2 separate regions of the Homo sapiens genome follow, and region 1 is linked to region 2. Evidence: read pairs that join two places in POLR2A ChIA-PET (ENCODE). Cell type or tissue: PC-9. All regions are shown on one strand. Links, peaks and the distances in the headings refer to the core of each region. The heading gives the core; the rest is flanking DNA. Region 1 overlaps SLC15A5 (solute carrier family 15 member 5). Region 2 has its middle 22 kb from the start of MGST1.

The links. Peaks named below come from ENCODE experiments on the same cell type or tissue, not always from the same donor. Only the 100,000 strongest peaks of a DNase experiment are listed, where the experiment ranks them.
Region 1: POLR2A ChIA-PET joins it to region 2 with 7 read pairs; 2 of 35 experiments call an interaction of 5 or more read pairs at or near these places.

What each region holds. Positions count from the first base shown.
Region 1 is chr12:16,211,846-16,228,387 of GRCh38, reverse strand. SLC15A5 (solute carrier family 15 member 5) reads left to right here. Exons shown (of 9, transcript NM_001170798.1): 6 at 3,786-3,974; 7 at 11,364-11,495. All of the region lies in intron 2 of LOC101928362 (a long non-coding RNA gene), which reads right to left. Among named protein-coding and RNA genes, the nearest start is that of SLC15A5, 58 kb to the left of the region's middle. In PC-9, for the core only: no CTCF peak of the experiment used is centred there; no DNase peak of the experiment used is centred there.
Region 2 is chr12:16,317,402-16,333,943 of GRCh38, reverse strand. No RefSeq gene overlaps it. Among named protein-coding and RNA genes, the nearest start is that of MGST1, 22 kb to the left of the region's middle. In PC-9, for the core only: no CTCF peak of the experiment used is centred there; a DNase peak (open chromatin) is centred at 8,353.

The sequences.
Region 1 (16,542 bases), core at 3,424-11,423, 100 kb after region 2:
TTACACATGACCTATCTTTCTGACCTTGCTTTCAGCACTTTTACTTCATTGTCTTGCCCCAAATGCAAACATGCTTGAAGGCACTGCTTAGATATTCTCTGCTGTCCCTCCCCAATCCTCTTTCAGTTTCATCTGGCCCTAAACTCTGACTCTAAGCAGATGACTCATTATTTTTTCTCTCTTGATTCACCCAATTTCCTGAGCTATAACACATTTTCAATTGTCTTCTGATCGTTTCTCTTTAGATGACGGCTTTGTACCTCCAACTCAACTCAAAATTAAATTCATGTTATTCCCATATCTACTATGGTTCTTACTTATATTACCACTGCCATCTTTCCAGTCACCTGGATTCATATTCATAACTAACTTCTGCTTCCTCCTTGCTCTTTGCATCAGTTGCTATGGTTTTATCAGTGCCCTCTAATGCATTTTATGTTTCTACCTTCCTTATATTTTCCAGAAGTGGAAGCCCTGATTGTAACTTAAGCCCCCATTATACGTTACCAGATTATTTTTATCACTTCTATCTTCCTACCTCCAATATCTTTCCTATTCTACCAACCAGCACATGACCTTTAGAGTAATCATCCTAAATAACGATTGTAATCATTTCACTTGTGTCTAAAATCTTCAATGATTCTATTATCTTCATTCTCTTATCTTCAGAGTAATTTTCAAATTTCTTAAAAGTGTATTAAATGCTTCTTATGATCTGACCCCAATCTATCGTCTACCTTGATTCCCAAATAACTTGAACGTCTCATCATCCTGAAAATCTGTCTGATGCTTTCACAACGCTGTCCCTTTGCTCATGCCACGTGTGCTGCTTTCACCTTTTCGTACTGAAACCCTTCTTTCTTAAAAGCATAAAATGATGTCTCTCACCTCTCCAACTAGCAATAAGTTCTTCTCCTGATACTCCCCAATAGAATATGAGTCTGCAATGGAACAGACTCTTTTCATCTTTTATCCCCCACGGTGCTGAGCATACTATCTTGCATATAGCAGGAACAGAGCAAATATTAAATTGAATTGACATATTAGCACTCTTTCTGATGAGTCTGTAATGTGTCCAATAATCTTGATAAAGGTGATTATATAATGAATTTGGTCTTAAAATCAGATAATATGTGAAATGTGTATTTTTTATGTGAGCCGTTTACGGAAGCAAAATCTCTACTTTACTATGAATAAGCCTTTATAGTCCTTAATTTAAAATAGTAATAAATTAAAAATTCCTCAAATTTTTAAACTGAGGTTTATTGAGGTTTCCTCCTTTTTTACACCTTTGATTTCTTGGGGACCCTGGAAAGAGCAGTCTTTATGAATATATTTAAATTCTGAGATATAATCAAAAAAATTACCTACCAGTTTCTCTATCAACCAAAACAAACACTAAGCTATTTAAACATTAGATTGATTTTTCTGAATTGAAAGCTTTGCCTTATCTAAAATTGTATGCAAGTTAGCAAAATGTGACTATCTGAAAATTTCAAATAAATTCCATCAAGCTAAAGTTTGCCTCCACTCTAACGAAAGGATTAAGTCCAGTAATATGAATGCTAAATGGAGAAATGGAATAGTTAGAGTAGATACAGACTCGGTAACAAAATCCTACTCAATTTCAACAAAAAACTTCTAGATAATTCCTCAAAAGTAAAAGGAAGAGAAGAGTTTGACCACTATAATTGTTGGCATTTACACTCTTCACTTAGCTAATTTATCTCTTTAAGAAATTTTTTTCTAAACGAAAGTTTTAGTCCTTCTCTAATAGCTGTTTTACCTTCTCTGTGAAAATCAGAGAAATGCCAGACAACTGAGGACCAATAATACTTTAAGTTTATTTCAAAAACATGTTTAAAATAATAATTAAAGCTATATATAAAGATAATTTTATATTTGAACTTCCTCCAAATAATTTTTGACTCATATATCTTTTTTATGAAAGTTATCTAGGATGATATCTCTTTTCTGGGAAAAAAAGTTTTAAAACATTGCTTTATCTTCAATAATAATTGCTACTAATTCAAGGGATCCACATCTGCAGATTCAACCAACCTTGAATAAAAAGTAGTTGGTTGCATCTGTATTGAACATGTACAGACTTTTTTTCTTGTCATTATTCCCTAAACAATATAGTATAACAACTGTTTACATACTATTTGCATTGTATTAGGGATTATAAGTAACCTAGAAATGATTTAAAGAATAGAGGAAGAGGAGCATAGGTTATGTGCAAATAAATACAAAGCCGTTTTACATAATACACTTGAGCAGCAGGAATTTTGGTGTCTTTGGGGTCTTGGAACCAATCCCCAGCAGATATCAGTTGTCTTATTTAAATGTCACAAGCACCCTATAAAGTAAGCGTTATTAACTCCACCTTGGAGCTGAGGAAAGTGATAATGAGGTTACATTACTGGCCTGAGGTTCTATATGTAGGAAGTCAGGGAAGAGGAAGTCAACTCAGCCCTTTGTGAGGCCACAGCCTAAGCACTGGATGGCCAAACAGCACAGATCACTGGCGTCTGGATATCCCGAGGGCAAACAAATGTTGAGGAAACATCTAATGTCCAGCACCTGTTGTTTCCTGACTTTTTAATGATCACCATTCTAACTGGTGTGAGATGATATCTCATTGTGGTTTTGATTTGCATTTCTCTGATGGCCCGTGATGATGAGCATTTTTTCATGTGTCTGTTGGCTGCATAAATGTCTTCTTTTGAGAAGTGTCTGTTCATATCCTTCACTCACTTTTTGATGGGGTTGTTTTTTTCTTGTAAATTTGTTTGAATTCTTTGTAGATTCTGGATATTAGCCCTTTGTCAGATGAGTAGATTGCAAAAATTTTCTCCCATTCTGTAGGTTGCCTGTTCACTCTGATGATAGTTTCTTTTGCTGTGCAGAAGCTCTTGAGTTTAATTAGATCCCATTTGCCAATTTTGGCTTTTGTTGCCATTGCTTTTGGTGTTTTAGACATGAAGTCCTTGCCCATGCCTATGTCCTGAATGGTATTGCCTATAGGAACACTTTTCCACTGTTGGTGGGACTGTAAACTAGTTCAACCATTGTGGAAGACAGTGTGGCCATTCCTCAGGGATCTAGAACTAGAAATACCATTTGACCCAACCATCCCATTACTGGGTATATACCCAAAGGAATATAAATCATGCTGCTATAAATACACATGCACATGTATGTTTATTGCGGCACTACTCACAATAGCAAAGACTTGGAACCAAACCAAATGTCCAACAATGATAGACTGGATTAAGAAAATGTGGCACATATACACCATGGAATACTATGCAGCCATAAAAAATCATGGGTTCATGTCCTTTGTAGGAACGTGGATGAAGCTGGAAACCATCATTCTCAGCAAACTATCATAAGGACAAAAAACCAAACACCGCATGTTCTCACTCATAGGTGGGAATTGAACAATGAGAATACTTGGACACAGGAAGGGGAACATCACACACCAGGGCCTGTTGTGGGGTGGGGGGAGGGGGGAGGAATAGCATTAGGAGATATACCTATTGTAAATGACGAGTTAATGGGTGCAGAACACCAACATGGCACATGTATACATATGTAACAAACCTGCACATTGTACACATGTACCCTAGAACTTAAAGTATAATAAAAAAATTAAAAAAAAATAAAAACAAACAAACAAAAAAGAAACATCTAATGTCAATGGGTAAGAAATGTTATGGCTTATTACATGAATCTCTAGCTCTTCGTTTAACTTTTTTTTCTTTTGCATTATTTTCCTTCAGTTGCTGGAAATCTTTTTGCTGCATTGTCTGTGATGATAGCTGGCTTCTTTGAAATACACCGAAAACATTTCCCTGCAGTGGAGCAGCCCCTTTCAGGAAAAGTTCTCACTGTTTCCTCCATGCCCTGTTTCTACCTGATTCTTCAGTATGTTTTACTTGGAGTGGCGGAAACACTGGTAAACCCAGCCCGTGAGTAAACACCTTTTCAACTAATGTTAGAACATACTGAACCTTTACACAGAACACATCACCTCAACCAGAACAATTAAAGTGGTATGTCATCTATTCACCTCCTAGAGAGTTCCCACAATACTTCCAGCAAATTTATTTATTACTTTTTTACAAACATTTCATTTCTCCTCATTCCTCTGCCATGCACAGAACAATTATCAATTCTGCCTGGATGCAGATGGAACAAAAGATTTTTAATCTGGTTAAAGGCAATAACCATTTTGTCAGACACACCACAGGAGGAAAACCTCTGCTAAAACCCAGAAGACAACTCCAGAACACTAAGATGTAAAGCCTCTTCTCTTCTCCCTTCCCTCCTCTCACCTCCCCGACTCTCACTCATAGATAAACTCACAGGCCGGGTGCGGTGGCTCACGCCTGTAATCCCAGCACTTTGGGAGGCCAAGGCAGGTGGATCACGAGGTCAAGAGATCAAGACCATCCTGGCCAACATGGTGAAACCCTGTCTCTACTAAAAATACAAAAAATTAGCCAGGTGTGGTGGCAGGCGCCTGTAGTCCCAGCTACTCAAGGAGGCTGAGGCAGGAGAATCACTTGAACCCGGGAGGCGGAGGTTGCAGTGAGCCGAGATTGTGCCGCTGCACTCCAGCCTGGTGACAGAGTGAGACTCCATCTCAAAAAAAAAAAAAGCTCATTTATACTCCTCCAAAAATGACACTTAATGTTCTTTGAGAGTATATAAACATGCAAATGAAATGAAAATTTAAGCCAATTTTCCAGATAACTTGATGTCTTTGAATTAAATTACACTAGATTAAATGAGATCACTAATGTTTCATAAGACAGGTTCAAAATAAGTTTATTAAATATCAAGGGTTTCTGAATTATCTAGATTGCTTATATTAATTAAACTAGCCACTTTACAATTTATCACAATATTTCAGTGGCTTCTTGCAATACAGTAATGTGTGTGTACATCTATTTATCTCTGTAATTGATTACATCTTATGTTTCTATCCTCCTTAAATTTTCGTGTAGTAGGAGTCCTGATTGTAACTCAAGCTCCCATTATATTTTATGGATAATATTTTTATAACTTCTAACTATCTTCCGACCTCCATTATCTCTCCCATTCTATCAACTGGCACATGGATTTTAGAGTAATCATCCTAAATAACAATTCTAACCATTCCATCTGTGTCTACAATCTTCAATGATTCTATTATCTTAAAAGTTGTTTCCAAACTCCTTAAAATAAATATTTAATAAATATGTATTTATACACACACATACTTATGATACCAAGGCAATTCATTAAATAATGAAAATAAAATTAAGTTGGAGTATATGCATATATATGTGTGTCTCAGACTTCTTTTTTTATAATTGTATATCATTTCATCCCATATATTTTGCATACATAAATTACTTTATGAGATTTTAAACTGGGGACCTCACTGTTTAACACTGCAAGGAAGACAAAAGAAGTGTAAAGCAATGCTACTACACAAATATTTGTGATCTTCTCTGATGTTATTCCCAAAAATGTGTTGGAAGTAGTCAGCCAAAATTTTCTGGGCTGGTATAGAGTAAATAATGAGTAAAAGTAATGAGTGAATATGTGGAGGAAATTGCTAGCCAGCTTAGCAATAGTGGTTCAACATTCAGAAGCCAGAGAGGTACAGAAAACCAATGACTGTGAAAAAGGCAGATCATGTGCTACACATCACTTACTCCACCACTCCCTGATTTACTCCAGGAAATCAGGCCTAACTGAGGTCTAAGTCACTTGACTCATCTGCTATTGGGATAATGGACCAGGGACTGAAAGAATTTGGTCTGATATCTAGCTTTTCCATTACTACCTACATAAATTTGGGAACTCATTTAACCTCCAATCCTCACTTTTCTGATATTTAAAATAGAAATAATTGTATTCTTCTTTATATCACAGCATTGATAGGGTAAGCATCAATGGGAATGAGAGACTACTCCTTGAAAATCAAATGACATAACATATGAAAGGGTATTTCAAACTATAAAATCAAGTATTACCTTTCTGGGAGACAGTACAGCACAGAGGTTAGGCTCTATGGTCTTAAAGTCAGACAGATCTGAATTCAAACCCAGTTCTGTCACTGACTAACTCTGTGACGTTGGGAAAATTATTCCTCATTTCTGGGCTTTTCTCATCATCTATAAAACAGGGAGTTGTTCAAAGGACTAAGTGGAAGATTTTATGTAAAGCAAAAACCGCAGTGCCCCGTATATAGACAGCATTCAATAATTAGCAGTTATAATGTGTTGTTATCATTACTAAAAGTAATGGCAAAAACCACAATTACTTTTTCACCAACCTAATATTATTATCATGTTTCACATGAATTAATAGTGTCAGACTCAGAACAGAAGCACAGGTGTCCTGTTCCCAGCTCTTTCTGCCATAAACCACCTGAACAGCTGGGAGACCTGGAAGCATAAGCAGAACTGTCTCTCACTTGATTCATCCTAGATCCATCTCTTTCCTCTCACCTCTCCCCTCCAATCCAACAGCAAGTCCTCATTTTTACTCTGAAATATAACTTAAATCTGGCCACATCTCACTATCCCCTTTGTTCTCCTGGTGTACAACACCATCATCTCCAGCCCCAATTCGACCAGAGCCTCTGAACTTTTCTCCCTGCTTCCTCTCCTGCCCCATGAGTCCATTCTCTTCAAAACAGTTGTGGTGTTCTTCTCAAAACATAAGTTCTATCATTCCCCTGATTGAAATTCCACAGTAGAGTTTTAGAGATAAATTATTCACAATGGTGAATAATGTTCCACATGATTTGGTCTCCACGTGTTGTTCCACCTACATTTGGTTACAATCTGCCCCTTGACCACATCCCCAGAAATGTGTGTGTTTCTAAGATGCTAGATTTCTGTCTACCCCAAGTCCTTTGTACTTGCTTTATCCTTTATTCAGAATTCCCTTTCCTCTGTTTTCAAATGACTGGCTTCTCATTATTGAGCTTTCTCAAAGGTCTTCTCTTTGGAGGGGCTTCCTTGAGCATTCCATCACTTTCCACTTAATTACCCTGGTTTTTTAAATAGCACTTGTCAGAATCTGAAATTACTTTATTTATATTTGTATTGCCTGCCTCTCACTGTAAGAATATACATTCCTGACATCAAGGTATGTTTCTCCTTTCCGAAAAGTACATATACAAAATAGGTGATCAATAAATACATTTTGATTGAAGAAACAAATGAATGAAGTCTACGGCTATTTCTATATGGTACAATAAAAATGTATTATTCAAACTTTTGACAGTGTCCTACATTGATGGCATTGAGCAAGGAAACACAGTGAATCACTCCATAAATGACAGTAGACATAGCCTACCCTACTAAGACATGTTATACATTGGAGATGAGCTAGAAAAAAAAAAGCAGTAGGAAACTTTTCAAATTATGTTTTAATTGTAGCAGCGTACACCTCAGCTGTCTCATACCCTATGTTTGTTTATTCAAAAAATACTGTGTGGGTGTCTACAGTGTGCCTAATACTGCTCTCGAAGTTTTAGACACATCAGTTAAAAAAAATAAGACAAAAATTTCTGCCATTATAGCTTATAGCATCTCTGTGGTTGAGTAGTGGAGAGTAAGTTGGGAAGATAGAAGGCTCTAATCAGAGAAGGGTGCACAAAATTGTGATTATGGAGTGGGTACAGTTATTGATCCAACACATGGTTTTGCAGGCCAGTCTCTGTTACAATTACTCAACTATGTCATTGTGGTATGAATGCAGCCATAGACAACATATAATAAATGAGCGTGGCTGTGTTCCAATAAAACTTTATTAAAATAGGTGGCAAACTGAATATTACCTGACCATAGCTGGCCAACCACTGGTCTGAGGTACAAGGCATAGGCCATGACCTTGGGTGTGAGTGGAGTGGAAGCTGAGGTAGATTGGAGATCAGACATTGGAGGTCAAGGAACTGGACAACCAAGATTGAAAGGATGGAAGGTGGGAAGGATGATCTACATGTATAGTAAAATTGCCAAGTATTAAGGCAGAAGTAGTACCAGAGAGTGTGACAATGAGAGAGGAACTGACAACTCTGAGAAAAAGAGGAAAATGTCCTATAGATTGGCAGATGACAGCATGAAAGGGAAGTAGATGATATAGTCTGATAACATGAGCTTCAAAGCTGAAGCTTTTTTAGGGTTAAGGGAGATATAATGGTCTAAAAATGGCAACAGGATAAAGTTCCATTTTCTGGGACTGTGGTACTTCTTCTCCACATGTTCAAAATAACTTTTCACCAAACACAATACACACATTTTAACTGTTTAAGAACAACGAGAGTAAAAAATATTTCCAGCAATAAGTCCCCAGTACCAGGTGCCTTAGGAAGGTGGTTATGGCCCTATATTTTGAAGATTCCTCATATGCTGTGATGTGGCATCTTTACAAGCACTAACCAGCTACTACCTGGAGGCACATTTTTAGCGCTCATTGGCAAGAAGACCAGCTTTCACGTACACACTGAATATTTTTTATTGTGTCTTCATAGAAAAACGGGAACTTTACAATAGTGACAGACTTATTGATATTATCTACATTGTAATGGGCTAAAAGAAATATCTCGGAGCCTAAAAAAAATCAAATTGATGATCACTAAAGTTTCAAAAGATCAGAACATGCAAGTAGATGCCTAAAAATGAAGATTCGAGGACTTGAAAAGCTAAGTCCTATAAAAGGGAACTGGAGGTTTTCAAAAACGACTAAAATGACACCAAAGAGAGATTAACCAGCAGGCAGAGAGCTGGCAAAGTGTGTTCATGAATTATATACCGTACCAGAAGTTCTAGCAGGAGAAAAGCATAGGATTAATAATTAACTAGCAGAGTAATAATGGGCTTGTATGTTCTGCTTTTTCTTAGTGAAAGAAATAGGCCTACTTACTCTTTCTGCTCATTGCTTGTCTCCTTGTACTTATGGAAAGGAAAGTTTATAAGCCAAATCCTTTTTATAACTGTGAATCATTTATTCCCAAAGCCTATTCAGGCTTCCTCTCATATTCCCATTTGGACCTTTCTGAAAATACTCCAAGGTTCCTGCTGGTGATTGGTACTACACAAAGAGCTGTGCTACCGTGCCACCAATATTTGAAGCCCTTCTCCACAGTATTTTACCTATCACCATTATTATCTTCATCTCCAATCAGCGTTTGTGGGAAAAGTGCACATTTAGCACTGCCCTTTGTACTAAATAATGTGCTGTTTCTGCTCCAGAGTTTAAAGTCCAGGAAAGATAAACTGATGCCTTTTCCCACCTCTCAGTTCCAGCACTGAGCACTTTCCTGAAGTGCAAAATGGGATTCCTTTAAATCTTTATGGGATAAATAAATCAAGACATGTGCAGGACACACCGAAAGTAAAACAGAAATTTTAAATTAAGGAAGGAGCATTAATACATTTACATCATGTGTTAGTAAGATCATGGAAAAGTTCTGGTAAATGCAGAGTTTTGCTGCAGCAAAGTATTAAAAACAAACAAACAAGCAAACAAAAAACCAGGGGTAAATATTCCCGAGAGGAGCAGGAAGAGATAATAAGATCTCTTACTTCTCATAGAGAAGGAAACTAAATGTTTAGTGTTTACAGTACAGTCATGCAACACGTAACAACATTTTGATCAATGATGGATCACGTATATGACGGCAGTTTCATAAGATTATAGTATCATATTTTACTATACTATTTCTGTGTTTAGATATGTTCAGCTTCACAAATACTTAGCACTGTGCTCTAATTGCCAACAGTATTCAGTACAGTCACACGCTGTACAGATTCGTTGCCTAGGAGTGATGGGCTACCCATATAGCCTAGGTGTGTAGTAGGCTAGACCATATAGGTTTGTATACGTATACTCGATCATGTTTGCACAATGGCAAAATCACCTAATGACACATTTCTCTGGACATATCTCCCTCATTAAGCCACGCATGACTGCACATCTGTTTTCTATCATCACTTTTCTTTTTAAAATGAGCTGTAATATTTACTTATGATTTCATTGTGGAAAGATTCGCAAAGCACAAAAGAGTAAGAGGAATATTAGAAATCCAGTAATTCAACCACTCAAAGCTAAGACTGTTAATATTATTTAGTGTATTTCCTTACAATTTTTTTGGCACACATATATAATAGAGATTAGTATAATAAACTCCCCTGTATCCATCTTCTAGCATCAATAATTTTCAACTCATAGCCAAAACTTGTTTCATTTCTACTCTCATTCACATCTTTTTTCCTTCTGGTTGTATAATTTTGAAGCAATCCCAAATATCATATTATAATAAACATCAAATATTTTAACACATATCGCTAAGATTGTCATGCATTTTAAAATATTATGTTTATATGGCACGTACAAAATCTCATATACTTATTTTCATCTATTTCTGATTCCAAAAGAAAGTTATTTTTAATTGAAAATTTAAAAAAATTTTTTTCGTGGTTTTTTTAACCTCTTGTTACTATCATTACCGGCACCCAAAAAATGACTTGGGAAGGAAAGATAACCACTTTGGAGAACCAATGCTTAAGCTATTGTCTCTCTCTCTCTCAGCACCTCTCCTGAAATGAGATAATGCATATTAAGGGCTTTGTACAGTGCCTGCACAAGTAGGAACTACTCAATTTGATAAGATTAATACTGTCAAAAATACCTAACCCTTATTCAGGACCCAGGACCTACGAGTCAGCATTGTACTAAGCACTTTACATGTAGTATTGCAGGTAAGTGTCCCAGCACCTCTGCAAGTGAATAACGATATTATTCCCATTTCATAGAGGAGGACATTGAGGCTGGAAAGTTTAAGTCACCTACCTAAAATCACAGAAATAGTAGATGGCTGACATGGTATTTTAATACTATCTTGTCTAACTCCAGAGCCCATGCTCTTAACCTTGATGCAAATTTTATATAATACAAGTTTTCTATAAGGAACTTAATGAATTACACAGAATCACAAAATTGATAGATTGTCATGATATTATCTAATAGAGGCCACACCTCTATCCAAAATTTATCAGAAATATTCAATTTGGAGTGAAATTAGGGTGAATACATCAGGACACTCAACTACTAAGTAATCAAATTCTCATTGTAGCTGGGTCAAGGTATATTTTTGTCATATTTTATTCCTTGAAGACATCTGTAAATTGTAACACAGTATATCTTACTATAGTAACCTTAACAAAGTCCAACCCAAATTTTTATTGTATCAGTAAATTTTCTTTGATACATGATCAACATCAATTTGAACAGTCTCTATGAAAGCATTTTCAGGAGAAAGTTCTAAATTCTGACCTCTCTTTTTCTCTCAGTCTCTGTAATATCATACAGATTTGTTCCAAGCAATGTCAGAGGAACCTCCATGAATTTTCTGACACTGTTCAATGGATTTGGCTGTTTCACAGGGGCACTGCTGGTGAAGTTGGTATATCTCATCTCAGATGGTAAAAATAGGTTCGTGGCATGCTTATATACATTGAGTTGATGACTAGGGAATGGGGAGACCAAATCTTAAGAAAGGGGCTTTGTCAGTGCAGTCTTTTTTTAATTGATCCACTTTTGCAATTAAGATAGAATTAAGATAGGAAATACACTCTTGCTGTATTCATTAATTTCTGGGAATTGTTTTTCTTTTGATAGGAGGAGGTAATTACAGAATGTCATGCTGTCCTTAGTGTATTTTAAAACAAACTGGTCATTATATTCTTATTAGATCTTTCAGTGAGACCATATGCAATAATGCCTCACAGCTGGCATAGACAGTCCTCAGAAAAAGTAAGACCTGTGTAAATATAGGGGATAGGGTACCTGAATGATCTTTTTTTCTCATGATTTGCCACAATTCTTGTCTATGCAATCCAAGAGAAATTGTGAATTGAATAATAAATGATATTTTAAAATTTTCCCAGTAGAGATTTTGGTCAGGAGAAACAACTAATCTGAAAAATTCAAATATTGTTTGAAATATTAAAGTACCTACTAAAGCAAATATTAGACTAAAGCAAATTTTAAAGAACTATTCTTTGGTTGCACGTGTTGGTAAAAACAACAGCCAGACAGGATGACAATAATGATAAGTCATCACAGTGATATGACTTTGGCTGTATTTTAAATCTGGACTTTTGAAATTTTGTTCTAAAATGTCGATATATCTTTAATTTTAATGTACTTTTGCTTATTTTATGGAAATGATCACAAGTGTATTCTCTACTTTCAAAAATACTTATTGTTGTGCACTAAAAATGATGTAAAGAAAGTGTTAGTTTCTATTCTCTTGTAACAGACAAATTTAATTTACCTGCTTTCAAACTATGGAAAAAAATCAACTTCTATGAATGAGACACTCCTTTTAACACTAAACCTCCATTCGAAAAATATTTATCAAGGACCCATTCTATTCCAGGCACCATACTGGGCACTGGTGATACCATGGCAAGCAAAATAAACACTTGCAAGCCCTCAGGAAATTTCCAGGGGTACAAGGAAGCAATGAAATTAAAAGTGAAAAAGCCAATGATAGATAGAGCAGCAGAGTTCTTGGGAAGAAACCTACTAATCCTTGACTGACGACTGACAAGGTCAAACTCTGCCCTTTCCTTACTTATCTGAGAAAATTAAGCTGAAGTGTGTGTTGAATATTTACTGTGTACCAGGCCGTGTGCTACCTGGAATTGTGTGAGATATGATCCAGTTCTCAAAGAACTCAAATTCAAACTGTGTTAGCTAACTGTGTGAACGGCAGCAAGTTGCTGACTTCTCTAGTGCTCAGATTCTTCATACATAAGCTAGAGACAAAGCACTGGCATTAAGGTTTTGTAAGATAACCTTGAGAAGTCTTACCTATATTCACACCTGAAACATTTTCAGTGTTGAACATGTTTCCTTTCTTTACATTACTCAGTGAAGATATTTCCAAAAATTTACTAAAACAAAATTTCTAGAATCAAATCACATTTGACATATACATGAAGAACTGCAAAGTCAAATATTACTACCAGTTTATCTTTTATGTAAATCTAAATGTTTCATATGCAGGCTTAAGCAACCTACCCAGAGTTAGACCAAACAATCTTGGCTAAGTTCTCCCCAAGACTATCCTCACTTTGGTTTTTTTTTTTTTTTTTTTTTTTTTTTGAGAAAGAGTCTCACTCTGTCACCCAGGCTGGAGTGCAGTGGCACGATCTCGGCCCACTGCAACCTCCGCCTCCCAAGTTCAAGCAATTCTCCTGCCTCAGCCTCCCGCGTAGCTGGTACTACAGGTGCACACCACCACACCCAGCTAATTTTTGTATTTTTAGTAGAGATGAGATTTCATCATATTGGCCAGGATGGTCTCAATCTCTTGACCTCGTGATCCGCCCGCCTCGGCCTCCCAAAGTGCTGGGATTACAGGCGTGAGCCACCGCACCCAGCCAAGACTACCCTCACTGTAGATACTAGCCACAAGTTTGGAGATTCCTAGGGCTGTCATCACCTCTGACAAGCTGCCTATAAATGTGGGGATCCCCACAGACTCCCTCAGGTATGATAATTTGCTAGAAAAATTCACAGAACTTAGAAAAGTACAATATTTATAATTACTGTTTATTATGGCAGAAGAATACAAATCAGAAGAGGCACATGGAACAAGATCTGGGAGGGTTCCAAAAGTGGAGCTTCCTTCATCCCCAGGTATGCACTAACCACATCAATATAAGAATAATGCCAACCAGGTGAGCTCACCTGAGCTTCAGTGCCCAGTGTTTCTGTTGAGACTTTACCACATAGGCACCATTGATTGAATCATTGTGAGCTCAGTCTCCACCCTCCTTCTGCTCCCCAGAAGTTGGGCTGGTATATGTGGCTCAAAGCTCCAAGTCTGATCATGTGGTTGGTCTTCCTGGCTGCCCACTCTCCATTCCGGGTCATCTGATTAGCATAAATTATCTATGGGCCCTCTCCATTCTGAGTTGCCTCATTAGCATAAACTATCAGGTGGGGACTGAGGGTCCCACCCTAAATAACAGACATTCCAACCACTCAAGAAGTTGAAAAGATTTAGATTACCTCCCAGGAATCAGTCCAGGCAAATTTTTTAATCACACAACTATTCCTACAAAAGCATTTCACTGAAAATCTAAATTTTTATTGGGAATCTATATAGTATAGTAGGAGCTTTTACATGCATTATTGCATTTATTACAACAACCTTACATTATTATTCTAATTTTTTAAATGTAACGATTAGGGCAGAAAAAATAAAGTCAAGTTCTCTAGTCATCACAACTGGTAGCTGACAGAGATCTAATCCTCTCAGCATTCTGAAACCAGTTCCAACATTGATTTCAATATACAAGCAACTTGTAGAAATCCACAGATGTAAGGGTGTTTAAAGACATTTGTTACTTTTGCAATATAACCTCCTTGGATAGAGGTCTGTATAATATTGATAATATTCTAGATACAGTACAAAGGTAGAGAAACAAAAGTTTATATAATTCTGGCACAATTTGGTGCCCATGAAAGGAAATTTACCAAGGACACATGGTGAGGACATCTTAGCAAGATGGGTTGTGGGGTGGGGCACTTTCTAAACTGTGCTCAAGAGAACACCATTTAAATTACCACTCATCAATTTAAGCTACATCTTATTTTAAGTGTATTCTTTCTGGTTTATAATAATATTGTGTTATATCAAATTATAATCCCAATAAATCACAATCATAGAGTTGAATGTTGCCTTAGACCTCAACTAGTCTAACATAGTACCAAAAATAGAAGATGTAGTAGCATAATCTAGTGCCCAGAAAAATTCTCTACTTTGAGATATAACCTGAGTGTGCCCATCTATTGATCACTATGTTCTACAGAGTAAGTCCAGTTCTCCATTCACATAGCAGCTCTTCAAACATTTGATAAATACTTGGAGAAATAATATGGTATAGGGGTTAAGAGAATAGGTTCTGGAGTCAGACCACCTGAATTTGAATCTAGGTAGTCTAGCTATGTGTTCTCAGTTTCTATTTCAGTAATGATAATAAATAATATATTACGTTGTTCTGAAGATTAAGCAATTAATATGCATAGTAAGTGTTCAGTAAAGATGGCAGTCATGACCCCTTCTATTTTATAGACAAACTATCCCAGTCTTTTCATATTGCATGATTCCTTGATTTTTCTCTATCAAAGCGCCTCCATCCATTAAACAAACAGCAACTCGTCAGTATCTTTCTTAAAATATGGCTTCCAAAATCAAACATAATATGGGTACAAAATGGGTACAATCAGGACAAGTATGTTACTTTTATCAACCTGGACTCTCTCTCTCTCTGAATGCCAACAGAGATTTTGCTGACTTTCTCACAGTTGCATCCTGCTTATGGTCAATTAAAATTTGAAACTTTTTTTAATTTTCAGGAGTTGCTTTCAGCTCAGTTCTACTCCTCACAGTTCTTTTTTCTAATTAGATGCAGCACTTTATTTTTATCTTTAATAAATGTCAACCCATCATCCTAAGTAATAGACATTTTTGAAAATTGATTCTGTGTCATCCAGGGAATTACTAATCTTTACTTCTTTACTTGCTTTGTGTCATCTGCAAATTTGGTAAGCAAGTTCCTAGACTTCTTCCAGGTAATTGATAAAATTTTTGAATTGGACAGGACCAAAAAAGAGTCTTACAGAAAATTCCTAGACCTCATTGCAAGTTAATGACAACACATTAATCCTCTCCTTTTGGATATAATCAGTTCCCAATTCACCTAATTACTATCATTCAGCCCACATACTTCTCCATCATTCACTAAATGACATCACAGGAGACTTTTCACGTTTTTCTGGAAATAGGATAAGTCTCTTTGTGACAATCCCTTTAGCCATCAGAATAGTATTCCTCAATGAAAGAAATGAGGTTCATTTAGATTATTTGGTTATAGTAATCCTATACTGGTATAATAAATAAAGGCCCTAAAAGAGAGTGACCATAAGCATGGCTTTGGGTAGGTCAGTATCCCTCTAAAACTGGTTTTTCTTAATAAAAAAAGGAAATTGTACTTCACTTTTCTCAGACAGGATGAGAGAATAAAACTAAATAAGATATTTGAAAATTTTCTATGCCAGAGATTATTTTTAAATATAACATTGTCATACGTTATAATGGTTCATTTGGCCAAAAACAAGATCAGGCCACTCAAACAATCAGACAAATTTTTTTGACAGAAGTGACCATAATGAAACTAACACTATAATTATACATTTAGGCACCCTACATCCTTCAGCATTTCATTTAGTATATAGGATATTTTCAACCTTTAAGGATTCATGTCAGCTGAGCATGTGTGCATGTGAGTGTGTGAGAGTGTTAGTATACCCGATTGGAAAAGAAGATCAGCTATCACAGTCTTCCAGTCTCCAAGCTGCATTAGTCATTTTTAGCACCATAATGGAGAATGGTGTGAATGCGGTAAATTCAAAAGATTTCTCAAAACTTGACTGTGCAGACAGATAACTGTT
Region 2 (16,542 bases), core at 5,353-13,352:
ATTTATTGACTCATATAATTAGGTGGCCCACAGGTATATCTAATTTCTGTAAGGGCTTGAATCAAGTGTCATAAAATGAAATTAGGATCTCTCCCCATTTCTCTGCCCTGCTTCCTTGGTGTTGACTGCATTCCAGGCAAACTCTCTGCTCAAGTTTGGAAGACATGTCTGACTCTAACCGCATACTAAGTCACAGAATTAAACCTTCTTGGCCCTAATTTGTCTTAATTGGATCTGATATCTATCACTGAAATTAGATGAAATGCACTGAATGTCTTACACTAGATGAGCCTTCCTGGAGAGGCAGGGATGGAAGTGAATCTTAGTCACCTATCAATTGGGAAACCTGGGAAGAGTTTTAAGAATGGGGTAGAGACGCTTGTATTCTAAAGGCATGAACAAATGTCCACTAAGAAATAGCAATTTTCTATGACTCTTTGTTCCTCTGCTTCCTTTTATTATTTATTTCTAAAACCAGGTGGTTGACTGGGGTTGAATTTCAGTTCTACCATATATTCAGAACTGCCATATTCAGTTCGGCTTCATTCTTGAAGTCAGCGAGACCAAGAACCCACCGGAAGGAACCAATTCAGTTCAATAGTTAGTGGAAGAAGGTGGCTATCAACAGAAGTCAGTGTGAGACGACGTGAGGCAGGTTATTTAACTCCACTAGGTCCCAGTTTCCTCATCTCTAAGGAAGAAATAATAATCCCTACCGAATAAAATTATTGAGTATTAAATGAAATGAGATAGATGGCATATATATCACACACACACACACACACACACATCCTTCAATAAGTTATTTTACCTCTCTATACCACATTTTTCCCTTCTGTAAACTAGAGATAATCATTGTACCTACCTCATGGGGATTTTTGTCATGATTAAATAAATAAACAGTGCTTAAAACAGGGCCTGGTGAGAGGTGAAGCCAGCTGGACTTCCTGGGTCGAGTGGGGACTTGGAGAACTTTTCCACCTAGCTAAAGGATTGTAAACACACCCTTCAGCGCTCTGTGTCTAGCTAAAGGTTTGTAAAAGCACCAATCAGCACTCTGTAAAAACAGACCAATCAGCACTCTGTAAAATGGACCAATCAGTTCTCTGTAAGCAGGACATGGGTGGGGCCAAAAAAGGGAATAAAAGCTGGCCACTGGCGCCAGCAGGGGCAATCTACTCGGCTCCTCTTCCACGCTGTGGAGGCTTTGTTCTTTCCTTCTTCACAATAGATCTTGCTGCTGCTCACTCTGTGGGTCCGCACTACATTTATGAGCTGTAACACTCACTGCGAAGGTCTGCAGCTTCACTTCTGAAGTCAGCAAGACCACGAACCCACCGGGAAGAAAAAACAACTCCAGACGCACCACCTTTAAGAGCTATAACGCTCACTGCGAAGGTCTGCGGCTTCACTCCTGAAGTCAAGCGAACCCACTGGAAGGAAGAAACTCAGGAACATCTGAAGGAACAAGCTCCAGACACACCATCTTTAAGAACTGTAACACTCACCACGAGGGTCCGTGACTTCATTCTTGAAGTCAGCGAGACCAAGAACCCACTGGAAGGAACAATTCCGGACACACTGGTACATAGAAAGTATTCTCTTGTATTTGTTATTATTATTATTATTTGATTATATCAATAGTCTGTGATCCTGACTTCTTCTTTCTCATTTGTTGAGTTTCCAGTTCCTTCAAATTGCCTTACTCAGGGTTCCCAACGGAACTAGTTTCTTGGTCCAGTTTTTCCAGTCTTCTCTGGCTTCTTTATCAGAATTTACCTATGTCAATAAGATTTTTATCAGTGCATTCTTTCTGTGATTTACAAAGCTGACCAGAAACCCTACAATCATACATTTATAGAACTTGTAGGAACCATGGAAGCCATCTATTCTAGTAGTCTCCAAAGTAGGGTGCACAGGAATCTTGATCCATTGAAGTCAAGGGGAAAATCTATTAAAATTTATAGGTCTGTGTATATTGTTAGTGTAAAATTTGCAAGAAATAATTCTTAAATGAATGCATTCAAAATGCTACATATTTATTATTTAAAATAGTCAATATATTAAAGGGCACATGCTCAATTTTTTTCTTTTTTACTAATAAAATGGTACAATCACAAAAGTTGGAAGATGAGTGATTTCATCTACTCCTCTTACATCACAGAAAAGGCAAGTGACACACAGAAGGGAAGCAACTTATCCAAGATCTCAATTGTTAGTGGAAGAAGCTGGCTGTCAACCGAAGTCAGTGTGAGATGACCTCAGGTAGGTTATTTAACTCCACTAGGTCCCAGTTTCCTCATCTCTAAGGAAGAAATAATAATCCCTACCGAATAAAATTATGAGTACTAAATTAAATGAGAGAATATTTAAAGAGGGTAATGCAGTGCTTGATTGGAACAATCAAAGGTTCAATTAATGTTAGTTCCCTTTCTTTCCTCAGGGTAAATGTCTTCTTCATCGAATGACATTGCTTTTCAAAAACTAGAATAAATAAAATAGTACTGCACTATTTCATGGTGATAAGGTTATATGTTACTAAGATCTTTGCAATTTAAAACAGATTTTAACGGCTGCAGACATAAGAATAAAACCAACAAATTCAAGCGTCACAGTAGGCTGGTGGCTGAGAGACGTAGGGGTAAGAGGCTTCTTTGCCACCTTTGGACCAATACTAGTGTTGGTCCCAGAATTCTCTGTTGGAGAAATTTAGGGGCAGTGCTGTTTGGGAAGGGGAATCAGGAACTTATCCTAAAGCTGGTTGCAAATATACCATTTACTTAGATGTATGTTTGTTTGGAGTAGTACTTTTAAGGGGGTGTTTCTATTGTCTCCCCTTAACCCCCCACCCCGCAAGTCCCCCAGCCATCACTGGTTGCAGCCATTGGCCATCACATATCTCTGAATTACTAGCTTAGTCTTTCCGTTCCTACTCAAAATCCCATGCAAACAACAATAAATCTTCATATTCATATGTGCTCTAAATAGCCACTATACTAAGTAAACTGTTCACTTTCAATTTAATAAGTCTTCTCATCCCTAAATCAAAACTAATTAGCTTTGTTTTTCAAATTGCTGACATTGGGGGTCTTCGCTGTAACAAACCTGTGTGTGATTAGTGATGTAACGGCTGGTGCTGAGCTTGGGCAAATATTTATAGAGTAATCATATTGGATAGGGTTGAATAACCTCTTGGATTAAATGTGAGCTTCTGCCAGGCGATGCTGCAAAATTGTGCTAATTTAATGGTACAGTCCATTGTTCCGTCTGCTAATGTAACCTCTGTAGACACTGGTACAAATATAATCAAGGATATTAGAGCACAGTATGGCTACTTTATTGGCACTCCTGGCAGTAATGTGCCAGAAGAATCCAAATATAAATTATGTGACAGGTAAATAGAAGTACATACAGGGAGCAGATCAAATATACACACACCCAGCACAGAGATGAGCCTAAGGTAAGTAGTCACTGGATAAATTGTTGTTGTGCCATTAGTATATTAGACACAAGAGGAACAATTTTGCTTTTATTTACTTTCAAGAGCATTAAACAGATGTTAATTGGGTAAACCAGCTGTACAGTTAAAGGAAGATTGTTTCTATATCAAGCTATATTGATATTAACTCCAACTTCTCACAGAGACATAGGAAATGAACCTGAAGATACAGTGTTAATTCTTAATACATAGCTGTTAACCCATAGTCTGAAAGGAAACTCAGACCTTGGAAGAAAGAGACGAAGGCAGTAGTTTTTCCAGATTTATGCACTTAAGCAATGGCCAAGTGGATACTAGAAATCCCATCTTCACACATCCTGCCCAGCGCTTTCTCAACCAGATTATAGGGATCCATAAAAGTAAAATACTGTAATATTGACCTACAAATGACTTGAAGAACCTGGGTCATTTCCTTATGCATATTCATTACTCATCATGTTATACAATTTTTAATTTAATAAAAGTTACATATTTGATATGTATAGGTAAAAAGACCTTGAGAGCTTTTTATTTGCATTGATTAATTGCAATTGCACCATTTTAAAAATACAGCTTCACTATCTGTCTTAGACACTCCAACCGGTTAGCTATATTTAGATGTGAGGAGGAGGCAGAGTATTTCTTAAAGAGTTCTATGTTTCTTACAACTGACTTGACTGACAGTCCTTAAGTGCTATTTCTTTCAAAGCAAATATGACTCACAGCCCTTAGGTAGAGTGTGTGCACAGGCTAGAAATATTGATCTGTCCACATCCTAGAAACATTCAAACACAATAAAAAAGAATTTTTAACTTGATTCTGAATAATGCAATAGCAAAAACATATGAACAGGACAAAATCGACAATGGTAATGTATCCGTAATGCTTTATAATGTCAAGGATTTAATTTAAACTCAAGAAACAGAAACTATCTTTCCAGCTCGAGCTTACCCTCTTCAGCTTAACTGTGACAGTTCTTAGAACAGGAGGTGCCTAAAGAAACTAATTTAAAGATATAAATAAATATGCATTTATTTAAGTCATTGAGTACAAAGTACCCACTTTATGAGTAACTCCACTCACCAGCTTAAAATTTAGAAATGACAGCAACCAGGAGGCAGTTTGGTAAGACTTCCCTTTGGAGTTTACTGATAATGGGATGAAGAAACGTTCCCCATTACTCCACATCAACACTGGCCAGAGCTCTGTGGAAGAAGAGGCAGGTTTCAAAACGTAACCTGGGACCCTGAGGTTCCAGCCAATAGATGCTCCCCTCCCTTGTGTTTCCTGAGCTACTTGGAAACCCCTTTTTCTTATTGCCCGTGGCCAGCCTTCTTGCTACAATTATTTCTGGTTCCCACAGAAGGCAGCAGAAAATAATCAATACTGCTGTGGGTTACAAAACATGAAGTTTTCTCAAATTTGGCACCACAGAGGTGCCAGCAGCTGGATTCCTCTTCCTTCTAGCAGTGGTTCAATGACAGATTTGCAGGCTACACTTCTGTCACTCATTACCTTAAGTAGTATTTTGTATTTTTTTTAAAGTTAAGTTTTCTACAATTAGCTCTGTTTCCATTTAATAAATGTATATAATCCTTTCCTGGGGTAATGCATATATGCTTCCATACAGTTACATGACTTGGGGAGCAGACGTCAATGAATGAGAGAGAAATGGGCTAGAGGCAGGAATTACTGGTGAGTGTGAGTTGACAAAGAATGACTTCCCCAGCAGGCAATTTCCATGCCTGCTGACTTCTGTTTCCCAGGCCAGCCCCTCTGCAAGTCATTGCCTTCCTTTCTCACCCAATCCTTTCCCAGTATCCCCTAACATTGTTTGGCTCTTCCCATACAGATCAGGGTAGCAACTGGAGAAATGTCTGCTTAGCCTTCATCTATACACTGTAATCAGCCCAGTCCTTAGACACAAATAATTTCAGGACTTGTATTTAAGAAGTTTAATCTCCATTCTACATCAATTTATTTTCTATCATAACACTGTGACTAGTGCAACCAAGTTTCCCCAAGGCTGTGTTCCTGTCCCTGACCACCTTTATTAGCTGGGCCCTCACATAATGGCAGAGACTGAATGTTTTGCATGCCACCAAAATTCATTGGTTGAAGGCTAATCTTTAATGTAATCGTATGTGGAATGGAGGTAATTAGGTCATGAGGGTAGAACCCTCATGATGGGATTAGTGCCCTTATAAGAAAAACACCAGAAAGATGACTTCTCAGTCCACTAAGGGAGGATATAGCAAGATGACATCCATTTGAAAACCAGGAAGAAGGCTTTAACCACAAACAGAATCAGCTGGCATGAACTTGGACTTCCCAGCCTCCAGAACTGCAAGGAATACATGTTTATTGTTTAAGTCATCTAGTCTATGGTATTTGTTATAGCAGCTCAAACTGACTAAGACATCTAATTTGATCCCCATCCCTACATCTGGGTTCTTGACATCTACTATTGAATAGTTGAATACCTTTCTCTTTGATCTCTGCCAGTTGTCCACTTTGTATGCCCCATAATAACTACCTGTTCCACCTCTGCTTAAGATAACATGTGAGTTTCACTCTAACCTTGGTTTATATCATGTCTGTTCTTTCCCCTTTGACTCATCTCCCAATTTCAGATTCCCTTTCTATATTCACATCCATGTCCTCCTATGGCTAGATTAATACTCTGGCTATAATCCTATTTTAGAAGCCCTGGGGGTGTCTATGAATTTATGGTCCTGGTCTTTGTCTCTTCAGCCCTATATTCCAGGTATAATAAGTGCCATATAAGTAATAAAACCATAAAAGATAATGGTAACTTATATCTGTTAAATACACACTAAGTATTAAGAACTGTTTTTTTTTTTTCTATTTATTTATTTTGAGACAGGGTCTCACTCTGTCACCCAGGCTGGAGTGTGCAGTGGCGCGATCTCGGCTCACTGCAAGCTCCGCCTCCCAGGTTCTCGCCATTCTCCTGCCTCAGCCCCCTGAGTAGCTGGGACTACAGGCGCCTGCCACCACGCCCGGCTAATTTTTTGTATTTTTAGTAGAGACGGGGTTTCACCGTGTTAGCCAGGACTGTCTCGATGTCCTGACCTCGTGATCTGCCTGCCTCGGCCTCCCAAAGTGCTGGGATTACAGGGTAAGCCACCGCGCCCAGCTGACTAGGAACTGTGTTTTTAAGTTTTACGTTAACATGTACAACCACCTTTTCATTTATGCAGGGCTGATAGCCAGCTGATGGTCATATGAATATAGCATTCCCAGCTGTGAAAATACTGCAGTGCTTTCTCACGGGTTAGTAAATAGCCACTGCCCCAGTCTCCCAAAAACCTCCCACCTGACTTCCAAGTTTTCCAGGCTTTCTTACCATCACCTGCTCCCAAGCCCCATAATCCAGCAATCAAAAGGTTGATTCCTGGCACGGTTCTCTGGCCAGTGTTGATTCTGATTGGTTGCTGCCATGCCATGCTGGCTGTCAATTATTTTCAATATCAGCTCCTCACAAGCCATATTATGCCTAATCTACATACCAGCAAATTGAAGCTCAGAGAAGTATACTCACTCAAGGTCATAAATTAGTAAATGGTAAAGCACAGCCTCAAACCTGTATCTTCCGATCTTTGTAGACTATTCTCTTTCCCCTATACCAGATAGTTCATAGATGCAAAGAGGAGTTCCCCAAACTTGCCTGATAGTAAGTGTTTTGTCAAAATTACAGTTTCCCGGGCCACTCCCCCTGGATATTCTGATCCAAACCAGTCTAGTTCAAGGCTAGAATTGGTGTTTTCAAGAAGGTGAATTTTATGGTTATACAATCTTTGAAACACTGCACAGGGGCATTTTCTTTCAGAGTTTAATTTGAGAATGGCTGGAAACATTGTAATATCTTCATGTTTTAAGTGAGCAAGTAAAGACTGTATCACAATTCCGAACTTGGAGGAAATGCTTTTTGAATAAAATGGGATGTGTGTTTCAGGCGGTAGGCTACTTGGTGGTTATTTTAGATGGGGTGGTGTAATTCAAAAGTACAGTCAATCTTTGACAGGTCTGGAAACATCATTAGTGACAACCAGTGATGAGAATGAAACAAGATTTCAGTTTACCAATAGGTCATATGAAAAGGACAGAATGAAAGCTAAAGCTAAAATAAAAGTAATTTCATGAAATGTAGAAAGGGGGCACTGAGTTTACTGAGGAACATTTTCTAACTCTAAAAACCATTAATTTACCCAAATAACACTACAGAATGTACTTGCAGAACAATAACCTGTGAAAAAAGAACTTAAAGGAGGTTACATGTATAATGTTATCTGTGATGGCCATTGGTGCTTTCTCTCTGCGTGTTGCCATCATTCTGCAGTGGTGTATTTTCTGTTAATGTTTGACAATATGGTTTGTCACATAAAGCCTTTTTAGTAGCATCCCTCTCTGGAAATTCTCTCCCATTTCCGCTGTTAGCCAAAGCTAATCATGAAACATAAAAAGGTATCCAGAAAAAGGCAAGTACAGTATCACATATTAATTGCACACAGCAGGTTTATGATGCAGTTCTCTTTCACATGATGAAAAGGCTAAGAGAAAGAAAAAAAAACAGAAAAAAGAGCAAAATAGATGAGCAATTGTCTCTAGTCTGGTCTTCTAATAGGCACTGATTCATTAAATATTTCTGAGGGCAACAGAGTCATCTAACCCAATAGAACCTCCTAAGATGTTCTTCCTGACATGTAAATCAGCAATGAGCAGGAGAAACCTACAATGGAGCTGAAATTTACTACCACAGGACGTGGCCCAAGCTGGGTTGGTTCTCTGCCAAGTGACAAACCTTGCCAAACGATTTAACACCTGCTGCAGTTATCAGCACACATATTTCCTTAGACAACTGAGAAACAACTCATCGGATAAACCAATAAGTAAAACAAAGTGCCAAACATATCCTCAGCAGAGACTGATAAAAGAAAACATTTAAATAAATGTAACTGAATACTTCCAAATGGCATACCTGACAATGACAGGAAAGCATAGGAGTGGGAGCCTTAAGGAGGAAAACAATATATTAGGCTTTTTTTTATTTTTCTATAATTCTACAAAGCCAAATCCATATCTAACCTCACCCTCATTATCTGCAAAGAATGTGACTGCCTACCCTGGGGTGAAGAAATATGAAATGAAATAAAACAATAGCAATAACAAACCTTAGAATTGCATGGTGCAGGGGACCTGGAATAAAGAATGTTGCCCTCCCTGATTTATTTGAGTAAAAATCAAAGCTTTTCTTCATTTACTTGTTAGTTGGGCTTTCCCCCCACTGCCCCGCCCGAGTACTTACCACCTGTACGAAAGTCCCTGATTCTAGAGGCAGGGCTTATCTAATGAGGTGTGTCTACACAATTGGAAGCCCATTTCTAAATGAAAATTGCACTGTGCTGTGAGCACAATCCCTCCAGGTTGGAGAGAGCATTTATAAAGCAGCAGGGGTGGTAGCCAGTGCTTTCTCTTTAAGAAGGGGCCTGTAGGGTTACCACAGCTGGGAGAGAGAGAGGCTGACCTAGAGCTATGGGCTAACATGATAATTCTTCTGCAAATTAGTCCTATTTCTCCAGGTTACCTTCATAGATAGTGAGCAAAGGCAGATATAATCCCTTTCCTAATTGTAAACCAGCACAAGCCTAATTATATTCCCATTTACCCCAGATACTCTAAAATCATAGGCTTTCTGTTTGCTAATTCCTCTTATTCATGGTTTTATGACTCTGGAGGAGGCTTTGGGGAGCACAAATGGAAAAACAGTGCAGTGAGTTAGTTCCACATAGACATTAACTATGAAAAAGTAATAGCATGGAGGAAAAAAGCGGGTGGAAAGAAAAAAATCTCATATTTAGTTTAGACTGATTTCAATCCAAACTGGACGAGTGTTTGGAAGTCTTATCTAGTAAGCACAGTAGCTGAGGCCATAGTTACAAGAGTCCACAGCAGTGTTTTAGCCATCGAGGCTGTATTTGTTATCTATTAAACAGCCTTTCTGCGAGAAACTTTACTCCCTTTGTCATAGAATGCCTATTATCTTTACCTTAACTGACATTTAAAATTATGTAATTTTCGAGTATTTTTATGTCAACCTATTAACACTAGCCTGAGGAGGGCCCCATGCACCAAAGCTTATGGGATCATGCTGAAGACCATAAGATGTTAGGAACAGACAAGTAGGACATAGGGTGATGGTTGCAGTGGCAACCAAATTCATTCAAGTCTTTCCAGATAATGTTACCTCCATGTTCCTTTCTCCCATCCTCATGCACTTACAATGCACATGTGTCCATATGTGCATGGATCTGTGTGTGTGTGTGTGTGTGTGTGTGTGTGTGTGTGTAAGAGAGAGGAAGAGAGAGTTATCAAACTACATAATTCTTGATGGAAAAATGAACACTCTAAAATAGATTTAAATTATTTATTCTGGGTTTTTCGTGTAAGCAAATAATAAAAATCTTCCAAGTTATTGCCAAGATCACACAATCTTTGTCTCTTAAGTTCTCCCAAGGCCACACCTAAAAAGGGGGTTATGTTACCAGTGTTTGGTGTCAGTATCACGGAAGCCCAGGCATTATTTTAGTCTGTAGTTGCCAACATGCTCATTGCTGGTTGAACAGGTCAGTACCAGTTCACAAGATAGAGGAGGAACATGAATTAAGTTTGACCAGGTGCCAGGTAAGTATTCTGAAAGAAAAAGCATTTTCCTCTTCTGGAAATGCAGGCATTTCTGGTGGAGACACATTACTCCAAAGCTATATGGGCCCAGGATTTGACCCTCCACTGCTACAGGTCAAGTTTAATGGTCAGCTCCTCCAGATGATAATAAGGCCCACATTTATACTAAAACAAACACTGCCTCACCTTACAACTTTGTAAGCAAACTGAGAACAGGGATGATATTTCACTCATTTTTGTACCACCCCCACAGCCTAGAAGGATTGCTTGCGTAGATTAAAAATACTCAAGCAGCATTACTCAAATTGGTAATAGAGAGCAAATTTAATAATTTTCCATGAAAATTTTTGATTTAAAACAGACAGGTTGTTTGTGTTTTATTTTTTGTTCCTAGTGCTTTCTTATCCAGGTCAGGAAACACTGGGAGATTGAATTTAAATTTGAAGGTTGTTTGGTAAATATGGAATCAGAGAAATCAAAATCACATGGCCTCAAAAGATGATACTTTTGTCAAGCTATGAAGCCTGGTGAGTCATTCCTCTCCACTAAGGGGTTATGTCTGCCAATGTAATCACATATTTATAGACCCTTGTCAAGTTACATTCTTTCTTTTGAATGCCACACTCCTGAAACACATTCATTCTAACCCTGCTTTTTGTTTTTCTGGATTCCACAAAAATCTATTATTTGTATTTATCGCCATGTTCCACATTTTAATTTAATCTTTATCATTTTTTTCCTACCAATCTGCAGAATATTCTCCCAAATAAGTTGTTAATTTTAATGTTTAGCTTAGGACCTTTCTTGTCTCACCTATCCTGCTGACATTCTCAGACTCTTCAATATCTCATTCAATTTGATACACAACAATCACAGGTAAGGCAATGGATTTAGGGCTAAGTGGATACAAACATTTATAAGATATGGCCCTTGCTTTCATCAGGTAGTATCAAAGATTACATTGATGCACCTGTAAGAAACTAGAGTAGGGTGGTCACATGCATGGGCTCTGAAACCAAACTGCTTGGATATACCTGCCTTGACATTTGCTAGCCGTGTGATCTTGAGCAAAACTAACTCAACTCCTGTGTGACTATTTCCTCATTATAAAAGAAGAATGTTAATAACAGTTTCCACTTTTTAGGATTGTAGTGATAATTAGATGAGTTAATATAGCTACATTTCTTAGAACTGTCCCTGGTAAACAAAGCTCAGTGTATTTGCTATTATTATACACTTCTTTCTCAACTTTAAAAACCTTTGTATTTACTTCTTTTCAATTACCCATAGGTGCACAGACACCTTGTAAATTATCATCATGTAAGGGGTCTTCTTGTCACCTTGTTCTCCTACTCTGCTAACCATGGAGATGTGGATGGGCAATAATTCTTCCTTATGTTCATTCTTTCATTCACTCAACAATTATTTATTGTCTACTCTGTGCTAGGCTCTTTTAACATTGAAGATATAAAGATAAACAAGATAGACATAAAGTGTCTGGCCTCATGAAGTTCTGCTAGAAGAGAGAAGCATATACAAATAAAATAATAAAAAGGTAGTTAAAAATGTGATACCAGATCTGTGAAGAAAATGAAAGGGATATTGTGTTAATAAATTGCAGTAGGAAGATCATTCTTGAATGATCCAGACACATCATGAGCTTTTCATCCTGACGAGATTAGTGAAAAAGCCCAAGAAAGAAGATGACCAAGAAGGAAACAAAAAGGGTTTGATGTTTTAAGGAACAGAATGAAGCCCTGTGAATGATATAAAATGAGATGGGAGACCAGGCAAGAAATCTACTTATGTGAGTAAATGGAGATCATGGTTTGGAGTTTGGATTTTACTCTAACCAAAACAGGAATTCATTAAAATTGGATATCCATAAGCAGAAGAAGGAAACAGGGCTCCTACCTCTCATCACATACAAAAAATCAAATAAAAAGGGACGGAAGACTTAAATATAAGACCCAAAACTATGAAACTACTAGAAGAAAACATAAGGGAAACACTTCAGGCCATTGGTCAGGGGAAAGCTTTTATGAAGAAGACCTCAAAAACACAGAAAACAAAAATAGACAAATGAGATTATATCAAACTGAAAAGCTTCTGCACAACAAAGGAAATAATCAACAAAGTGAAGAGACAACACACAGAATGGGAGAAAACATTTGCAAACTATTCATCCGACAGGGGTTAAAAACCAGACTATACAAGAAACAAACAACTCAACAGCAAAAATAAATAAATAATAATAATAATAATAATCTTGCCTGTAATCCCGGCACTTTTGGAGGCCAAGGTGGGCGGATCACGAGGTCAGGAGATCAAGACCATCCTGACTAACGCGGTGAAACCCCGTCTCTACTAAAAAAAAAAAAAATGCAAAAAATTAGCCCGGCGTAGTGGCAGGCGCCTGTAGTCCCAGCTACTCGGGAGGCTGAGGCAGGAGAATGGCGTGAACCCAGGAGGCGGAGCTTGCAGTGAGCGGAGATCGCGCCACTGCACTCCAGCCTGGGCGACAAAGCGAGACTCCGTCTCAAAATACTAATAATAATAATATCATCATCATCATCTTATTTTAAAGTGAGCAAATAAGCTGAACAGACATTTCTCATAAAAAGCGATACAGATGGCCAAGAAGCCCATGAAAAAATGTGCTACATTATGAATCATCAGGAAAATGCAAATCAAAACCACAATGAGATGTTATTTCATCCCCATTTGAACGGCTATAATCAAAAAGACCAAAAAATAACAAATGCTGGTAAGGATGTGGAGAAAAGGGAACTCTTACATATTGTTGGTGGGAATGTAAATTAGTTCATCTATTATGAAAAATGGTATGAAGGTTCTTCAAAAAACTAAAAACAGAACTAACATGTGATCCAGCAATCCTGTTACTGGGTATGTATCCAAAAAAAAAAAAAAAAAGGGACATAAGTATGTCAAAGACATATCGCTACTCCTGTGTTGATTGCAGCACTATTTGCAATAGCCAAGATATGGAAACAATCTAAGTGTCCATCAATGGATGAATAGATAAAGAATAGTGAAATATATAGACACAATGGAATACTATTCAGCCATAAAGAACAAAATCCTGTCACTTGAAGGAACAAGAATGAGCTTGGAGGACATTAAGTGAAATAAACTGACTAAAAATAATAATAAAAGCAAAAAAGAAAGACATACCACACATTCTCATTCATGTGGATTATAACAGCTGATCTCATAAAAGTTAAGAGTAGAATAGTAAAGAGTAGAATAGATTACTAGAGGCTGGGAAGGATAGTGGGGAGAGGGCATAAGCAGAAATTTATTAACGGATGCAAAATTGCAGCTAAATAGGATTAAGTTCTATTACAGTCACCCTACAGTGTTTTATAGCACTGTAAGATGACTATAATGAACAATTTACTATATATTTTCAAATAGCCAGAAAATCGGATTTTGAATGTTCTCAACACAAAGAAATAATAAATGTTTGGATGGATATGCTAATTACCCTAATTTGATCATTACACATTGTATACATGTATCAAAATACTACACTGTACCCCCATAAGTATGTACAATTGTTCTGTGTCAACTAAAAATAATAATAAAAGCAAAAAAGAATTCCTCAAAAAAAAAAAAACCACAAACAGGAATCCATTGAAGGGGTCTAAATATGGTCTCTGGGCCAGGAGGTGAACAGACTGCGGGGAGAAAAGTGAAAGTAGGAGTACCAACAGGAGGCCACTGCCATTGTGAAGGCCATGTAGAGGAGACAGGTGGACAATTTAAGATGTATTCTTGAGGTAAAGCAGACAGTGCACCTTTCAAGTAAATGCGTGAGCACCATGATGCTGAGAAGCTATTTTCCCAGTGAACCAGGAAGTGAGGTAGGTAGATGAGTCACCCAAGCGGGTGGGGAAGGAGGTGGTTGAAATTGATTTGTATATTTATTTTATAAAGTAAATGAATTAAGAGAAAAAAATTGGATCCTGAATCTGAACTTATTTACAAATTATTATACCTTACCAAAAAGGTCTTTTATGGACAATACTATAAAGACGGTAATGTTTACTTTTAGCATTACCATCCACACCTTTAAAATTATTAATAATTTGTGAGAGTTTGCTGTATACTAAGTACCCTTCATCCATTTTCTCATTTAATTCACAAAACAGCCCTATAGACATTTATTATAATTATCCCCAATTTTATGGATGCAACAAAATTGAATCTCAGTGAAGTTACTTTTCCAAGGCATTAGAGCCAGGTAACACACAGTTGGGTTTGAACCCAGGTCACTGACCCAACAGCCTGAGCTCTTAACCTCTAAGTAGAACACTATTATTCCCTTTTACATCACTGATTGCACCCTGCTTCCCCCAACAACACACACACACAGAGACACAAGCACATATACATCCACGTTTCCTTATAATCAAAATCTTCACTCAGAGAGAAGCTTACTCTCAGTCTCTCCAAACCCACTAATGATCTACCCAGTTTTGATAAATTACATCTTTCAACAGTAGAATCACTAATTGTGAAAATCAAGCTTAAGCAAGGCAGTAGAAGAGATACTTCTTGAAACACAGCAGCCTTATTTGTGCCTCTGATAGCACATCATAGCCAGCCCTGTGGATAAATGTGGCCTTAGTCAGGAAAGGATAAATGATAGATGATTTGGAAGAAATAAATGACAGGAGCGTTAAAATGTTTTAGGGCAAGGGACATTCAAATAAATGCTATTGGATGATTTATTTTCCAAAAGGTGTTACATTCACTGCTGAAACACACCTACATGTCTGCCAGAAATGTGGTCGTAAAAAATCTATGTGTATAAAAAATTTACACTGTAGCAAGCTGACCTCAGCCCTTCATTTACTAAAGCCGCCACCTTAGCTGCAAGCACACATTCTCAACTTGCACCTAGATTTCAACACCTGGATGTCCCACAGCTACCTCAAGAAGAATATAGTCAAAATTCAGCTCATTACCTTCTCTCCAAACATCTAATATTTGAAATCCCAGTTAACATATCATTTCATCAGTTTTCAATGCTATAAACTTCAAAGTTTTCATAATCACCTCTCTTACCCTCATTCAGTTCTCTAATTCCAATCCCACGCAATAGCAAATATGGACAATTCATCTCCCTTAATTGTCTTACAAATGTACCTACCCCTCTTTACCATCTTCATTGACTCCTATAGTTCAAGTCTTCAGCATGACTCAAGCAAATTATCTTAGCCCTGGTTTTCTAAAAATCAGAGTTTAAGGCAAAGCATCAGTGCTAAAATGTTATTGAGAGGAAGAGTGAAGGAAAAAGAAAAGTGAGGCAAGAAAGGAGGAAAAGCAAAAATAAGATGATCTGTTACTGAACTGGCCACAGCTTCTTGAGGAAGCCTAGACAATGCCTCAGTTCCACAAGGTGGAAGGAAAGCACTGCTAGAAAAAAATCAATGAGAGAGGAAGAGTAAGCAGATGATCTGATCCTGTCTTCTATCTCTCATTGGTCAAAGTCCACCTCTTGGGGCTTTATTTTTCCTACACTTCTATTATAATTTCTTTCTCCCACCCTGGACAGCCACCAAAGAAATTAGAGTCTCCAGGCATGCATGCAAGTAGGACCTAAGCACTGAGCTACTATAGCTTTTCCATAGAATTGTAGTGAGTGAGATGAAGGTTGCCCTAAAGCTCAGCCCTAAATTCCCGGGGAGGATACAAACAATGGGAGGTATTAGGAGATGGGATGACTGAGGCTGCAGCCCAGCATGGTATGAGCAGTTGCTCTTTGGGACCAATCCAGATAGAAAGCAAGGCAAACGGCTGAAGTTGGAGTGGGTAGGCAAGGGAGTCAGGCTGATATGAAATGACACGTAAATTGAATCTGATAAAATTCACTGAGTGCCACTCCATTCTGCTTACACTCTCTAATAACATATGAATCTTATATGTGAGCGAGGTGTCCCTACTTCTTCCATGGAAGGGAGGTAAAAAATTGTAATCTTCCAAGACTGAGCCAGTTGCCGTCTTCTAAAACAACATATAGAGGATTAGCAACCCAAGCTGCACTTCTAGCTGCTTTAGCTGATCCGAAAGCCCTATTGACATTCATCACCTCTCCCTTCCCTTACCCATTCTAGATTTTCTTTGTCCTTAGCCAGAATTCCAGCTGATCTGGATTTCTTGTCTCATAAGGTGACCCAGACCTTCATTCTGGAAGGATCTGAGGTCTTAGTCACCTTGTCATTGTCAGGCTGTTATTGCTACGATTGCCTGTTAACAAATATCAGAGTGCACTGAAGGATCAAGGGAACAGCCAGTGAATCCCCACATCCTACCCCCATTGTGTAGTAGAA